2 separate regions of the Mus musculus genome follow, and region 1 is linked to region 2. The links are chromatin loops, found by intact Hi-C in ENCODE. Cell type or tissue: gastrocnemius. All regions are shown on one strand. Each heading gives the region's core, and the rest is flanking DNA. Links, peaks and the distances in the headings are about the cores only.

What was found. Hi-C counts contacts between places; a loop is a spot of excess contacts. Peaks named below come from ENCODE experiments on the same cell type or tissue, not always from the same donor. Only the 100,000 strongest peaks of a DNase experiment are listed, where the experiment ranks them.
Region 1: a loop joins it to region 2, with 1.9 times the contacts of the local background. A loop is called at or near these places in 23 of 42 quality-filtered maps.

The regions. Positions count from the first base shown.
Region 1 is chr14:8,039,574-8,047,906 of GRCm38, reverse strand. Abhd6 (abhydrolase domain containing 6) reads right to left here. Exons shown (of 9, transcript NM_025341.4): 3 at 8,003-8,159; 4 at 6,675-6,788; 5 at 5,081-5,213; 6 at 2,282-2,439. Among named protein-coding and RNA genes, the nearest start is that of Gm41094, 12 kb to the left of the region's middle. In gastrocnemius, for the core only: a CTCF peak has its summit at 3,361 (motif pointing right); a DNase peak (open chromatin) is centred at 3,413; H3K27ac peaks cover 776 bases.
Region 2 is chr14:7,992,619-8,000,951 of GRCm38, reverse strand. Dnase1l3 (deoxyribonuclease 1-like 3) reads left to right here and starts at 6,770. Exons shown (of 8, transcript NM_007870.3): 1 at 6,770-7,122. The coding sequence starts at 6,967. In gastrocnemius, for the core only: CTCF peaks have their summits at 3,374 and 6,567 (motif pointing right); DNase peaks (open chromatin) are centred at 3,349, 3,602, 5,061, 6,547 and 1 more place; H3K4me3 peaks cover 527 bases; H3K27ac peaks cover 441 bases.

The sequences.
Region 1 (8,333 bases), core at 6-8,005, 47 kb before region 2:
GCTGTATTGACTGATGGTATGCCTGCAGGGAAGGGGTCAAGAGACAACGGGATGAACCCCCTGAACCCATGGTGAGATTGAGTATTTTCCCACGATGGCAGACAGCTAGCATATGGACCATGGCTGCTTTGGACTGGATCAGCTCTCTAATGCATGACTGGAATCTGAGAGGTTTTGAAGGGGGAAGCCCAGGGGTGAGGGTGATGACTATTTAACAGCACTGTGCTCTGAGGCAGACATTTAAGTTTTTCCTCTGTCCAACCAGGATCCATGCATCTACCCATCTGTCTCCAACTTTGCTTAATTACTCAATTCCTCTTTCCCTGAAATATATATATATTGTGTTCAATAAATCCATCCCTGTATCCACCCACCCACCATTCTGTAGCCTTAAATCATATAAGCATACACATGTATCAACTCACATAGCTACCTAACCTGTACCTACCAATCCACCATCGCTGACACTATGGCCTCCTCTCAGATCCACCATCCATACAATCTTCTAAGTAGGACCTTCTTTGTGAAGGCACACTCCTAAAGGCTGGAGACAGACAGGCCTGATCTTACAGAGCATCCAGCAGGAGATGCGTGAACAAACACAACCACAACCACAAGATGGCCTAATGGGTTCAGTGCTAGGCGGCCCTGCCCTCCCGGGAAAGAAAAGCTTCTGAAGCTAACTAACAGTATTTCCTCTCAGGGTTTTTATCCCTGACAGGGAAAGGCATGGAGTCTCCTTTGGCCGCTACATTCCAAACACGTCATAGTGGGCAGAGGACAATGACACTTTCTGACTAAAAAGGTATCGAGGACAGAGTTCACCTCAGAAACAGATATGGCTGCTTCCCCAGATATAGGCCGCACTTACTGAGTCATGGTTCAAAGTCTGAATAACTGTCCATTCTCACAGCCTAAGAGGACCCCACCCGCCCAGTCAGGGTTCCATGCTTCCAACACAGGAGATAACCTAGTCCATGGGCCCCAAGCTGTCGGCTTTCCTCTCCACACCTCTTCTTCAAGGATCTCATTCAGACCTATGACCCTCAACTGTGTCCTCTGTGGATAGCTCCTGCTTTGCCTTCAGGCCAGACTTCAGTTTGCATCACTTAAGTGTCTAGTTGCCTACTGGACATATCCCTTTGGAGGGCTCAAATGCAATCTGAACTTCATACATCCAAATGGAACTCTACACATGTTGTCCTGTTTTACCCATCCTTCCTCAAACCACACCTTAGCCCTCATCTTTAGGGCTCCTACCTCAGTCTGGACCATCATCTCTAAGCCAAAGAATATCCTAGGTAGCCCTGTTTCTATTTGTGTCCCCTACAGTCTTTCAGTGGCTCCCCTACTATGCTTAGAAAAAACATAGATTCATTCCCATAAACTATAGAGACCTACAATATCTGGGGGCAGGTCTGAGGAGACCATGAGGTCATGTTGTACTCATACTCAATGATGCTCAATGTCATTGCCTTTCACCTATATTCTCTTAAGCATACTATATAACATGAGATATCATATCTGTTTATGTTAAAACTTTGTTGTTTGTCTTATTTTTATTTTTAATTTTTTTTTTTTTTTTTTTTTTTTTTTTTGGTTTTCAAGACAGGGTTTCTCTGTATAGCCCTGGCTGTCCTGGAACTCACTCTGTAGACCAGGCTGGCCTCGAACTCAGAAATCCGCCTGCCTCTGCCTCCCAAGTGCTGGGATTAAAGGCGTGTACCACCACCGCCCAGCCTATTTTTAATTTTTAAAAAGATTTATTTATTATATATAAGTACACTGTAGCTGTCTTCAGACACACCAGAAAAGGGCACCAGATCTCATTACTGATGGTTGTGAGCCACCATGTGATTGCTGGGAATTGAACTCAGGACCTCTGGAAGAGCAGACAGTGTTCTTAACTGCTGAGCCATCTCTCCAGCCCTATGTTAAATTTTTTTGAGTTTCAATATCAACAAATATAACTCTCATAGATGAAAAGCCTTTTGGATTTATTAAAAAAATTGTTTTTCAATGTATAAGTCTTCATTTTACCTCTAAAACTCATTTCAATTTGTCGTTTTGTCTATTAATGTCTACCTACTGCACTGGACTGTTTCTGCCCAGGGAAGTCCCTGTGCTATGTACTTACCACAGTGTTCAGCACAGTGTCTGACATATCACAGGTAAGCTACATTGAAAACAATGAGGCAGGCAGGATGGTAGATGCAAGAGGATGTGTGTGTCTGGGTGGGCGTGCTGCAGGGACGGCAAGGGAGTGGCCGAGACGCCATACCTGCTGGGGCACCTTGAAGCGGACATAGGAGCAGAGCTGCAGCATCTCACTCATCTCTTCCGGGGTGGATGGGATCAAGGGAATCTTCTGAATGGCAGCTGACTCCTCCAGCTCTTTGAGCCGTTGTACAAAAGGATTGTCAGTTGAGTACTGCAGGCCTGAGATGCAAAACAGAAGAGCCCAATGACACACCTACCTTCTTACCACGCCCCAGGCAAACGCCCAACCAATGACAAACCCAGATTAATGTGTCAGGAGTCAGTCACCAGGAGCACTGGCTGAATGACCCTTTCTCACTGGGACTGGCACCACTGCTCAAAGGAAACATCATATTTTGAGAAACATAGAGAGTTAAGTTTGGTGGGACATAGATGCCTCCGGAGGCAGAGACAGGAGAATCACAAGTTCAATGCTAGCATGGGCTACATAATGAATTCTAAGCTAGTCTGGATTAAAACATTGTATTTTGGGACTGACTGCACACACTGTGGCCACAGACTAACATGAGAGACAGAAACCCAGGCTTAGCCTCTGGAATCAGAACCTGCATTGCATACAGCGGGATGAGCTGGAGAGTGGGAAGCTGCAGGCACGCACTGCTCAACCAGATGGAAGGAAACATGACGGAAAGACAGCCCAGGGCTGACCTTTACCAGGAAGGGGAATCACCTTCTCTAGGGGCTGCCCCTTCAGTCCTCAAACTTTACGGTTAAAGGAGCAACTGATTTCAGAGCCGGTGCTGAGAAAAGGGAGAAGAGAAGACACACTGGGGATTGTCTGAGTTCAATGCCCTTAACAGGCCTGCAAATGATCACATTTCATAATTTTTATTTCGTGTATATATTGCATGCATGTCTGTGTGAGGGTGTTGGGTCCCCTGGAACTGGAATTAGAGACAGTTATAAGCTGCCACATGAATACTGGGTATTGAACCAGGCTCCTCTCAAAGAGCAGCCAGTGCTCTTAATCTCAGAGCCATCTCTCCAGCCCCTCGCTGAAGGTTTTGGTTTTTTTTTGCAATTTATGTATATATGTTTTTAAATGTAGGAACGTCCTGTCTGTATGTACACTTACATGCCAGAAGAGGGCGCCAGATCTCTTTATAGATAGTCATGAGCCATCTATATGCTGGGTATTGAACTCAGGACCTCTGGAAGAGCAGGTAGTGCTCTAACCACTGAACTATCCCACCACCACGCTGAAAGGTTTTAAAGGTCGATTTAGTTTAGCTTCAGTAAGAGTTATAAGTGCGCAGCTGATGACTAGGTTTCAGCGCATCATATAAGACAACGCTTCTCAACATGTGGCTCATGAACTTTCTGGAACTCAGAAAGCTGAGCCAGGATAACAAGTTCAAGGCTAATTTTGACTAAGTAGACATACTCTGTCAAAACAAACAAACAAATCCTACTTTACTATGTGTAAATAATGCAAGTTGGAGAGAGTAAAATTACTATTTATCTACCTTGTGCTAGTAATCTAAGTTTAAAGACTTATGGGAGAAAAATAAATTAAAAACTCCAATTTGAGGTAGTAATTTCTGGAGTTACAGCTCAAACTCTTGTAAGATGTGTGTGTGCGCGTGTGTGTTTGAACACGTAAAAATATACTCATACAAAGATAAGCAGAGAAGCTAAAGTCCACTGACTTTCTATAAAGTTGTCATCATGTGACTATTTAGGAACAAGAAGGGGACTGGTGAGGGGTGGACATAGGGATTTAGGATAACCATGGTCAATGTTCATGACACCTTAGATTAAAAGGTTTCTATAAACTCAGCACAATAAACACATACTGATAAAAATCATGAAAAAATCTTAAAATAAGCGAAATCTTTGGCTTTTGCTCATTCTTTTGAATGAGAGTAGAATAGTACCTTCATCTCACAGGGTTAAGTGAAATTAAGTCTATAAAGAGATGTTAGCTCTTGAGGATCAACAGATGCAGGAAGCCGGCATGAGCACCACAGTCATGAGTACCAGGTGCTGCCTGGCACTGCGCGAGTCCACTGCCCACTGCCCACTGCCCACCTCCAGGTGCTGCCTGGCACTGTGTGAGTCCACTGCCCACCTCCAGCTCTCCGTGGAGAGGTCTGGTCTTCTGCTATGAAGGTAGACAAGTGATGCTATGTAACCTTGCCCCCCAAGTCATCCCTGATTGGTGAATAAAGATGCCTACAGCCTATAGATGGACAGAATTGAGATAGGTGGGGTTTGGATTCCCAGGCTTGGGATCTGGGGAGAGACCAAGAGGGGAGAGAGAAGGCAGAGAGGAGAGGAAGATACCATGAGGTAAGGGATCATAAGAACTGGCAGCGTGGGCTGGCCAATCAGAGTAAAGACGCCCTCACAGAACATGGCAAGGCTTAACTTGAGGTTATGGATAGAGAGGTAATAGCTTAGAGGGCAGGTATCTGCCCAGCTCAGGTGCCAATTAAGGCTTATTATAAATACTAAAGTCTTTTATCTAGGAACTGAGTGATAAAGACGGGGTAGAAACCTCGATCTGAGATTAGTTTTCATAACACTCTGTGGTACAGGATGGTTCCTAAGTGTGGGCGCATGTCCACCGTCCATCTCCAGCTCTCGGTGGGACAGGGCTGGCTACACAGGCCAAGTCAATTTGGCTATGGTTCTCACAATATAACTGTTACCTGGTCAGAGTTAACATCTAGCGTTGCCTGCCTCTGAAGTCTATCTACCAGGAGGATAGCTTTTTAAAAGTACTAACAGTAGAAGCTGTACAGATGTTTCTTTAAATTCAAGTCACTGGTAAGGTTGTCTTGGCCACATAACTCACCAGCAGGACACACGAGAGACAGGCTGCAGACATCAGATGGGTAGTAAGCGGCATATACTCCAGCCACGTGGCCACCCATGGAGGTGCCTATAAGGTGAAAGGGCTTTTTGTTCAGCTTAAGGCATTCTACAAACTAGGAAGAGAAATGAAAAGGAGGTGTGATTACAGCACGCACCGCAGAGTAGAGACACCGCCCCCCCTCAATGCGGTTGGACCCTCCCCTGGGTCTGACGCTGGCTATTAGACCCATTGCCTAGTTGAGCCCTGTGACAGATATGTACTTTCCTTTATATGGCACATGTGACTGTTGGGTCATTTATAAATATAATCAAATGATGAGGCTTCCCTTAATAGGTCATAAACTATCCTGTGAAGGGCCAAGGCGTCAATGGTTTTTTTTCCCCCTCTATGGGTCAGCTGGTCTTTGTATCATTACTCAACTTGGCTACTATGTCACAAAAGCTGCCAGAGGCAAATACATAAGCAACCAATCACAGCTGTGCGTCAAGAAGACTTAGTTTACAAAGGTAGGTGTCAGCCTTGGGGCCATAGTTTGATGACTCCTGCTTAATTTGAAGTCCTATCTGGCTAGTCATCCAGCCATCTACACATATGTCCCTCACTGGAAAAATATTTGTTGGGTACTTGTTATGTGCAAGTAACTATGGTTAGCTGCTGAGAATACAGCAAAGAGCCAGACAATAAGCTCTCATTAAAATATATAGTTCAGGGCTGGAGAGATGGCTCAGTGGTTAAGAACACTGGCTGTTCTTCCAGAGGTCCTGAGCTTAATTCCCAGCAACCACATGGTGGCTCACAACCATCTGTAATGGGATCCCGTGTGTGTGTGTGTGTGTGTGTGTGTGTGTGTGTGTGTGTGTGTACATATAGTTTTAACAGTGGAGGCAGAAATTATCAAGTAAATATCCTTATTTGGAAAAAACACCAATATGAACTTGAAACTTACAAACTATTCTTTTAAGAAAGGGTTCAAGGGCTCATGAGTGATAACTATAGGAGAGGGCCAGAGATGGAAACTAAAACACAATAACATGCAAAGTCTCCCAGCAATAACCACATGGAGGCAGAGAAACAGGCCTCTACAGGCAGACAGTGCATGGCTTGACAGAGGCCTGGGAAACTGTGCAGATGATGTTTCTTCATGGACAAATGGGCAGCTGGTGCTGATGGGCAGGGGATGGACCTCAGTGGGCAGAGTGCTTGCTTAACATGTACAGTTTCCTGGGCTTGATTCCCAACCCCACACAAAACATGGCTGCTAGCACACAGTCTTGTAATCATTGCACTTGGGAGGTAGGGGTAGGAGGATCAGAAGTTCAAAGCAATCTTTAGTCTACACAATGCCCTATTTCAAAATACAAAACCAAAAGGTTCAATAGGCTTAAAGGAAAAGCATCTGTAATAAGTTCAGGCCCTCCTCAAATGACCAGAGATGTCCCGAGGCTCCCATTGTGTTTGCAATCACTTGGAGACAAAGTATACTAGGGACTGGCCATGAGCCGCTGTGCAACTCTTGCCTGCTTTCCCTGTGCTAGGAAACTATGTGGGACTTCGGGTGGAGGGCCCTGCTTACCTGATGTATCCTTTTAACTTGCCCCACTATGGACAGGTCATCCAGGGAGGAGCGGGTGGTGCCTTCATGCCCAGGCATGTCCACACAGACCAAGTGCAGGTTCTTCGGAAGGAACTGAAAGCCCAGACCCTTACAGTCAGTATATGATCTACAAAAACTACCAAAAACCGTGCCTGCCCGCCCGAGTCTCTGGGGAGGCAGCCGCCGCGGACCCAGTGACCCTGACAGCTACTAAGATTGTTTCTGAGCCTCCACGTGTTTTACATGATACTTAGATGAATCAGTCTAGACAGCAGCCTCATAGGGAAGAGAGGAGCCCCAGACTGGTGCATAGATGCAAAGAGGCTCAGTGGGTGACTGGAGGGGATACACTTTTCCCTCCGAGCCATCTCAATGGTCCAACATCTTAAAACTTAATGCTGATAGCTCAGTACTGCTTCCTCTCTTTCTCGTGTCTGACTTCCTCCAGCCATGCGGCTGCTGTCTTAGAACCAGAAGGCCAGCTCCAGTGCTTTCCCCAACACCAGGAGGCTGGTCTCCACTAACTTTTTCTTTCTCCATCAGAGACTAACTCTTAAGGTGATTACTTTCCTTTCTGCTCTGTTTAGAAGATGCAGCAACTATAGCCAGGAATCTGAGAAATGTCAGTTATCAGAGATGTTTACTGAAGAAGGGACAAAGAAGATTCATTAAGGCTGAAAGATGGCTGTCCTCATGCCATGTGAGAACACAGGTGACTCAATGACATGTGCAGTTTCCTAGGAGCACTTCGTATCCCTCAGATACTGTCCCCCTTGAAGTAGGAATCCAGGATGCTGTGCTCTCAAGACCAGTGCCAGCCACGGCCTCCCCACCAGCTGGTCACTCTCCAAAGGACAGACAGAGGCCACACAAGTCAACTGCACAAAAAGTGACTTGGGAAGGGATTCTGAAAAGCTGCTAGATCTAGATCATTTCTCTAAATGATTAAGGAAAAGAAAAAAGAACAAACGACAGTAGGCAGAGGGGTTTGGGGATAGACAGGAAAAGGAGAGAGGAAATGTAGAATTAAAAAAAAAAAAAGAACACTTTTGGAAAAAACCCAGCCTCAAGCGTCACAGCGGATCTGAGGTGAGTGAGCTATGTTAGCTCACTCCCACCCTTACCGCTGCCTAAAAATATCCACACAGTGAGAAGATTCCAGAGACACAGGTTTGTTTTTTGTTTTTTAACAAATTAGTTCTGTGACACATACAAGGGTCTGAATAATATACTTTGTTAATTTTAAGACTTAACTTGAACCGTGTTCCCACCCATCTCCCTTTAAGGCAGAAGAGTCTGAAGTGTACCTTGACCACGCTGAGCCACATGTCCTTGTGTGCGGAGAATCCATGGAGCATAAGGATGGATGGCTTGTGTCCTGGCCTGCCCCGGAAGGAGTAACAGAACTGATAGTCCTCATGGTGTGCGTAGCGAACTTGCATGCCCAGTGTCCTCCGCCAGTACCTAGGGTCAAGAAAGGCAAGACACAAGTGCATGCTCAGGGGACATGGCTTTCAGAGGGACACTGGTCCTCTCTAGAGATCCTACTTGGAGATGAGACAGATGCTTATTCCAGCTCTTGTCCTTTACCCTCCAGGGGCACTAAGAAGAGAAGTATGTCACACATGTGTTTGGAAA
Region 2 (8,333 bases), core at 144-8,143:
TTTAGTGACGACGCCTCCTCACCATTGCGGCTACATTTGAACACAGCTAGGTTGGATGTGAGTGGGTCTCCATGGAAACAGCTTCCACTGACTTTCTGTAGAGAATTGGCTTTTAGTCCCAGAATTAATTCTAAATACAGTTTCTGGACTTTCTCTGTACCACCTTTACACAGGAGCTCCTTAGGGCAATGCAAAGCAAAGGATGAGGGCACTGGTTGGTCTCTGGCATGTCAATTCTGCCGATCACTCAATGGACACTCTGAGAATTTGTCTACTCTCTCTCAGCTCCAGCTTATACCCTACTATACAATAGGGACAGTATAGCATTTACCTCTTACATTTATCCATGTTAAGAAATTCTTAGGTAAAATAAATATTATGTCTACTACTTCTTGCTTGCCCATCCTCTGCGTCCTAACCTAACCCTAATGCCAGAATGATCAATTAATTCCGATTTGCCTGTGACTTGTTTATTTAGTGTTGCAAAACTAGTACCCTAGGGACTGAGTTGATATCACGCTTGGGCAAACTGGAAAGTCTAAAGTAGCCAATGGGACGCAAGGCGATTTGAGCTAGAGATTTAGTGTGGCAATTCAAATTTGTGACTGACTTTTGGCCATTGGATACAGATATTTCAGAGACCCAGAAAACTCAGTGAAACTGAAGACAAGCCCATTAATTCCTTAACTCTGAGTTAAGGCAGAAGGCATTTTGGTCATCCTTTCATGCTTTTCTTAGTCTGAGTTCTGTTGGTATAACAGAATACTGGGCTGATTTATAAAGAAACAAGAGCCAGGTGTGGTGGCTGCTTGACTTTAATCCCAGCATTCAGGAGACAGAGGCAGGTGGATCTCTGTGCGTTCCAGGCCAGTTCTGGTCTACAGAGCTAGTTATATACATATAGCTAGGAAATGTAGGGCTGTTATACAGAGAAAAGCCTGTCTTGAAAATGAAACAAATACAAGACAAAACAAAACAAATAAACAATTCCACCATCACCACCACCACCACCAACAACAAAACTAGGTTCATCTTGTCTCTCGGCTCAGAAGGCTGGAAGGTCCGGTCAGGGAGGTGCTGTGTGCTACTGACTGCTTCAACACATTGCAGAAAACATGGGGAGGAAGAAGCAGAGTGAGAAGAAAGCAGAACCCAGTGGGAGGATTGGTTTGTAACAACCTGGAGGTGAGATAGTCTTCCATGTAGCTTAGACTGTCTCACTCAACCTGCGTACACCTGTGGAGTCCTGGGATGACAGGCATGTGACATCACACCTGGCTTAATGTGTCGTTCTTGCTAGAACAAGCCCAGTCCTGTAGAAGAGGACTGCTCCCTCTTAGTCATTAATCTTGTTTTAATGGTTCCACCACCTCTTAACACAGTTCTATCAATCATATTCCGTAACGCAACCTCCACCCTTGTGAGGGCAAACTGTTGAGAAAGTGTCTGGAAAGCCCCACTGTGTACAATGATTCCACATACCACATCAAGAACTACTCGTGTCAAAGTGTCCAGAGCTGATGTCTTAAATCAGAACACTATGGACTGGAATGGCACTGACCTGCATCTAAGTTTGGTCTGGGGGCCTCTTCGGAGGCTCTCCTCTACAGAGGAATTCCCTGTCTTAGAGTGTCATTCCCACCTGGAGAGTCACTTGTGAGTCACCATTTAGTTGAGGTTTGACAGCTGCTCCAACCTGCTTTCCTACTCTGCCTTTTCAGCTGGTGTGGCTTCTGATGGATTAACCTATGGAAGCCTAATGTAGGATGACTCAGAAGAAGATATGATGCTCCGAGAACATGACTCATAATCCACTGGGGACCCCTATGCCACAGTCTGGGTGTCCAGAGAGCTTGGTGTTTCTGTGTATTTGAAACTCGTCAGAATCAAAATGGAGCTTCTTACCCTAACACAAACCAGGAGCTTCTGAGGGAAACGCTCCTGGCTCTGTCATTTGGCAGTGATTACCACCAAAAACACTCTTCTAGAACCGCTACCATACACAAAGGCCATCACAGTGACTCACAGAATTATTTCTAGACAAGCACGGTGGCACATACCTGTAATTCCAGTACAGGAAACATTGAGACAGGAGAATGGCAAGTTTAAAGTCAGCCTAGGCTACCTGAGACCAGAAAAAAAGTGGGGGAGGGGGAGGAAGGGAGAAGGGGGGGGAGAGAGAGAGAGAGAGAGAGAGCTAGACACATTCAGAGAGCTTTTACTATATAATTGGACTGTGTGCTTTCAGATAGTCAAAGTTATGATGGAGGGAGGGGTCATATAATGTTCGAGTGAGAATAAAGATGTTCTAAGGGAAATACTGTCAGACCAGTCTCCTGTCAGGCAGAGGGGGGCGACTTGCCTCCCAGGAAGTGATTTCATGGAGTTCTGACAAAATGTGGGACCACTTTTCAGATCAGACTAGACAGTGATGCATCTGTGACAGGCAGGGTCAGACCTTAGCCTGCACTGGTTTTTTTTTTGTTTGTTTGTTTGTTTGTTTGTTTGGTTGGTTGGTTGGTTTTTTTTGGTTTGGCTTTTTTGAGACAGGGTTTCTCTGTATAGCCCTGGCTGTCCTGGAATTCACTTTGTAGACCAGGTTGGCCTCGAACTCAGAAATCCGCCTGCCTCTGCCTCCCGAGTGCTGGAATTAAAGGCGTGCACCACCACCACCTGGCTAGCCTGCACTGTTAATGATGCATATCTTTTGCCTTCCAGGTAGTCACTGTCCTAGTTGTCCCTCTTCCCAGTGTGACCAACTGAAGGGATCTCCTTTCTCTGCTTTTCACTTTCACTTCTCTTTAAGGCCCATTGAGGACAGGTGGCGAGCCTGGCTTGTCAGGAATGCCAGTGCGCAGTTGTGACATTAGAGGGGACCCAAGGCAAGACTGCTACACAGATGCGTAATTTAGATGGGATCCCGGGGGACGGGGGGTACTATGAAGGACATTACTAAACTGGCTGGCAAAACCGGAGTAATATTATAGATTAGGTAACAATACTGTATCATTGTTAAACCTGGTTTTGGTAATACTCATCTGGATATAAAGAAAACATACTTGTTCCTGGGTCATGCACCCTGATGTTTAAGGGTAAAAAGTCACACTGTCTGAATCCTGCACCTGAATTGAAAAACTTGTACACAGAGCAGCTAGCAAAAAGGAAAGGTTAGGTAGAGTATATGATTTCTTCTCACCGTTTTTGAGATTTGTATGTACATTTGGGATTATTTCAAGGTAAGAAGATAATTGTAGGTAGGTGAAAGAACTTCATAATTTTTAGCGTACCTCTGCTTCCAGGCCCTCACAGCGCCCTCTTGTGGTCAGGCTGGGAAGGTCAGCTTGATGCCAACAAGCTGCTTTAGTATCTCCAGAGGCCTTGCCCTGTTTGTTTGCAAGAAAGCTGTGAGAGAAGAGCAATGGAGGGAGGAAAGTGAGAGAGAAGAGCTGCCAGAGGGAGGAACTGGAGAAAGAGCTGCAATGGTATCGTTTGACCGACTGCGCTCTTTTGATTAAAATCTGAGGGACAGTGTTTAGCACTGAGGGGGGAGACGCGAAGGCACAGCCAGCTCATCAGCCAAGAAACCGTGCTCCCACCTGCCAGACGAGGGCGCTGCTTCCTCTAGTTTCTACCCTGAAGGGCCAACGCGGAACTCCGGAATGAGATGCCAGCTGCGGAATTAATGCGAAATGAAGAAGATAGAGTCACGCCAAAGCAAGGTCCCATTTGTGCCCTTATTTAAGATCGATACTCTGTTCACTATGGTTTTTTTTTAATAAATTTTGATTTTTACAAAATATGTAATGAAATTACCTTGATTTTTTAATTTGTTTGGCATTACCTTGAAATTTGTACCCCAAACCAGCATCTTGTTGGCCTCTCCCTAGCCCAGCCTGGCAGATCTAATAATCTATGCATTGCAACATCACCAGCTCCAAGTCACAGACTGGTCAGGCAAAGTCTGAAGTTATACGGGTCTTTTTGTACCTATAAACAAAGAATTAGCCAAGAGAATTCGTTTTGAGAAAGCAAATGAAAGTCTTCGATGTCACACCATAACCAATGGCTGGGCTCAACGCAATGTCTTGTCTCTGACTTTCTGTTCCTTCATCTGAAAACTAGAAATAGCAATGCTTTTCCTATGATATTTTAGAAACTGCTTCTCCAATTCTCCCTCCCTCCCTCCCTCCCTCCCTCCCCCCAACTCCCCCCCCCCCCCCCGTGTTGCATATGTGATGAGTGTGGTGAGTGCAGCATGGGCTCATGTGTGTGTGTGTCAATAGATGTGGAGGGCCAAAGAGTGTGTCCAGTGTCTGCCTGGACCACTCTTCACCTTATTCCTTTGAGGCAGGGGCTCACTGAGCCTGGAGTGCTCACAGTTTTTGGCTAGACTGACAGCCAACAAGTCCCTGTCTCCATCCCTCACAACCCTGGGGCTATAGGTATATATGAGACCACGCCCAGTCAGGCGGGCTTAGTGGACCACGCCTTTAATCCTAGCACTCGGGAGGCAGAGGCAGGCAAATTTCTGAGTTCGAGGCCAGCTTGGTCTACAAAGTGACTTCCAGGACAGCCAGGGATATACAGAGGAACCCTGTCTCGAAAAAACAAAAAAACAAAAAAACAAAAACAAAAAAAACCACGCCCAAGTTATTACACAGGTGCTGGGCTCCCAAGTCAAATCCATGCTTGCATAGCAAGTTCTCTTGACCACTGGACTGGCTCTCCAGTTCACAGATAACAATATTTTGTTCACACAGATGAAAGGCTAGGCATTGTGCTAAGTTAGCGTTTTAGTTAAAAACTAACTTTCACAGCTGTACTATATGGGAGCAAATATTGCCCATTTTTAAAGTGAGGGAACGGTCACAGAGGTTTAGTTATTTGTGTGTGGTTGAACAGCCAGTAACTGGAAGCACACTTGCTCTGACCTCCACACCAACATTCTCAACTAGACTGATCTAGTGTTAGGGGGGTGTTACACCTGGGGCTGGAAGCAGGGGTGAGGAGTGGAAGGGGCGAGAGGGAGGCAGTGGGAGAGGAAGTGTGCATGATCTGGAGCACCTACCAAGAAATATGGCCGTTCTGCCAAACAAGAGCCCCTAAGGGGATGGAGAGGTCGTTTGCTTGGTTGGATGCTTGCTAGCATGCTTGGGGCTGTGGGTTTGACCTCCCAAAGCACAAGAAGGGGGAGCAGGGGCCCTCAGAAGGTGAAGGCAGGAGAATCCGAAGTTCAACGTTATTTTTGGCTACATACGGAGTTTGAGGTCAGTCTGAGCTAGGGGTCCTGTTTCAGAAAAAGAGAAGGAGAAAAAGGAAATTTCAAAGAATTTTGAAAGCATGACACGTGAGCCTTCTCTTCCTATGGTGGTTCTCTTCAGTGCAAGTACAGCCTGCGTATACTCTGTCCTGTGGGGCTGAAACTGAGAGCCTGTTTCATCAGCTGGTACAAAGGGGTCCACAAGAATACAGCTCCCACTGTGAGAGAATAGGGACTAAGAGAACCAGATATGAATGATGGTGGCCTAGAAGCATAAATTTAGGCTTCCCAGATACTGAGTTTCTACACGATAACATCTTGGGGTTCTGTTTGCTTGTTTATGCGTATGGGTGTTTTGTCTGCATGGGTGTCTGGCACCCTGTGCATGCCTGGTGTCTGTGGAGGCCAGAAGAGGACCCCTTGAACTAGAGTTCCAGACCATGATGAATGGCCATGTGGGTGCTGGGAGTTGAATTGGCACCCTCTGAAAGATCATTCGGTGCTCTTAAGCTCTGAGCCATCTCTACAGCCCCTAGTTTCAGGATGTTTTTATAGGAACAAAACAAAAGAAAACATTGGTGGGAATACCAGGTAGGTGGCTTCAACAAAGCAGAAAAACCCATGTTATTGGCCTTAGTTGCCACCTGATGACATTCTTGGATTCCTGGTTAGAGGGAGCTAGGGCTCTGCCCATGTATTCCAACAGGGGTTTACCTGACTGTCACAGGATGTGAGGTCAAGCACAGGTGTTGGCAATGGGTGGCCTTTAAAGGGCGCTGAAGATGGCTGCAGGAGAATTTGAGTTTTCAGTCAGAGCGGTGGTATTAGCCAATCAGCTTTGTAGGATCTGGAACGTGGGTGCGGCTCCACCACCCCATCCCTGGTGCTTTGGTTTACACACATGAGTTTTGCTAGAATTACACAACGTTAGCTTGTGCTTCTCACCGCAAGCCTGAAGCTGCTGATGAGATGTGATGACACAGTAGTGTGTGCATGTCGCAGGATTGCTGTCTGGCTGCTCACACATTGCTTCGCACAGCTGCGTCAGACACTGGAAACACCTGTTTGGGTCACACGACCCAGCCCTGCCCACCCTGGGACTTTCCTGCTGGCTCTTTATCTCTGCTGCCTCTGAGGGCCTCAGCCTGTGACGCTTCTGCTCCTGGGATCTCCACCTCACCTTCCTCAGATGCCAAGGTATCCTTGCTTCACTGAATTCAAACTAAACCTGACCTTATGCACCCACGGGGACTGCTAAGGAGACACTGCATAGATGTGTCCAGTGGTGACTGTTCACCAGGTCTTTGTCCCCCAGCAGGTGGCTCCACCAGTCCAGTTCCTTCTGTGTGAACATTGCCAAGCTCATCAACTCTCAGGGAGAGGCCCATGGCTACCACAGGAGACATGCCTAGAGATCAGAGCTAACCCCACCCCACCCCTGCCCACTGAGATTATGAGTGGCTTTTAAGGAGGCTGGTTTGTAAATGCAGCATGACGTTTTCCTCATGAGGACAAGAAAACCAGAGGCCTCTCTAATGGCTAACCCATTACCTTCATTTCCTTGGGGATTGAAACGCGTGATGGTGAGTTCCTCAGAGAAGTGAAAGTGACCTAGAGGGATCCAGTAATTCCTGTTATCAGCCTGCTTTATAAGTCAGTGAGCCAGGCACTGTCTTCATCCAGCCTGAAGTCCCAGGAGTGCAAAGATGTCCCTGCACCCAGCTTCCCCACGCCTGGCCTCCCTGCTGCTCTTCATCCTTGCCCTCCATGACACCCTGGCCCTAAGGCTCTGCTCCTTCAATGTGAGGTCCTTTGGAGCGAGCAAGAAGGAAAACCATGAAGCCATGGATATCATTGTGAAGGTGAGTCATGTTCCTGTCCTGGACACCACTCGCACCTTCTCCCAGCTGTGGACTCCAGGGGTCTGAAGTTGCCCTGGAGGTGAGGGGGAGGTAAGGACAGGCTTAGAAGGTGGCTAATGATGATGGTCACTCCATTACCATCATCACTCAGCTCTGGGTATTCTCTGTTCCATCTTCAGACTGGGTGGATCTGTGCTTCCCTCGGGGGTGTTGCAAGTTTGCTTGAGCAGGTAAATGTGATGCTCTTGCCAGAGTCTGGCTGGCAGTCAGTTCCAGGTACCGGCTGCTGTTCTGACGGTTTTAATTGAACATACTGAATGTCTGTGTCAGTCACTGTAAATACATAGTCTCATTTGTCAACTTTTCAAGCAAGGGCTGTTGAAGAGAATGAACTCAGAAGGGCTATGAGGTGCTGGGGAGCTCCAGGGGCTGGTGGTGAGGGAGCTGGGGCAGCCCTGCCTGCCTCCTCTTCATAATCTTGGTGAAGCAGGGGAGCCCCCTCCTGGCGCTCTCTCCCTCCCTCCTCCCCTCCCTCCTGCGTTCTCTCTCTTTCTCCCTTCTTCATTCTTCCCTTGCTGTCTCTCTCCTTTCATCCTTTAATCCCTTCATCCCTCTCCCCCATTGATTCCCCAACTCTCAGTTCTGCTCTGTCTCCCTTTACGAATATTTCTGTCCTTGGGCAATATGACCTGTCTGGGAAAGCTGCTTATAGTTTTCTGGAGCCAACTGACTCTCTGTCCCATGGGTTTTGATCCTGGGACTCTGTGGGGTGGCTAGTACTTAAAAACAAACAAAACAGAGTGGGATTGGGGTTTGCTTCCTTTGGTAGGATGCTTGCTTTTTATGAAGTCCAGAGTTCTATCCTCAGCCCTGCACAAACCAGGCATGGCGTCCAACACCTGCAATCTCAGTACTGGGGAGGTACAGGTAAGAGGGTCCAAAGTTCAAGGTCATTGTTGGCTGTAGAGTAGATTAAAGGTCAGCCTGGTCTACACAAGACCCTATCTTAGCACAACATGACACACACACCACCACCACCACCTCTACCAGTAACAGCAGCAGCACCAAAGGTCCCAGTGTGTGGTGAAAGTGCCAGCAGCCCTGGGTTCAGACCCCATCTCTCAGCTGAGGGAGCTCAAGGTCCCCGCTCTTCCTGATACTTCACGTAAAGTGGGTGTGGCCGGTAGTGCTAGTCGGTGAAGCCCACCTGA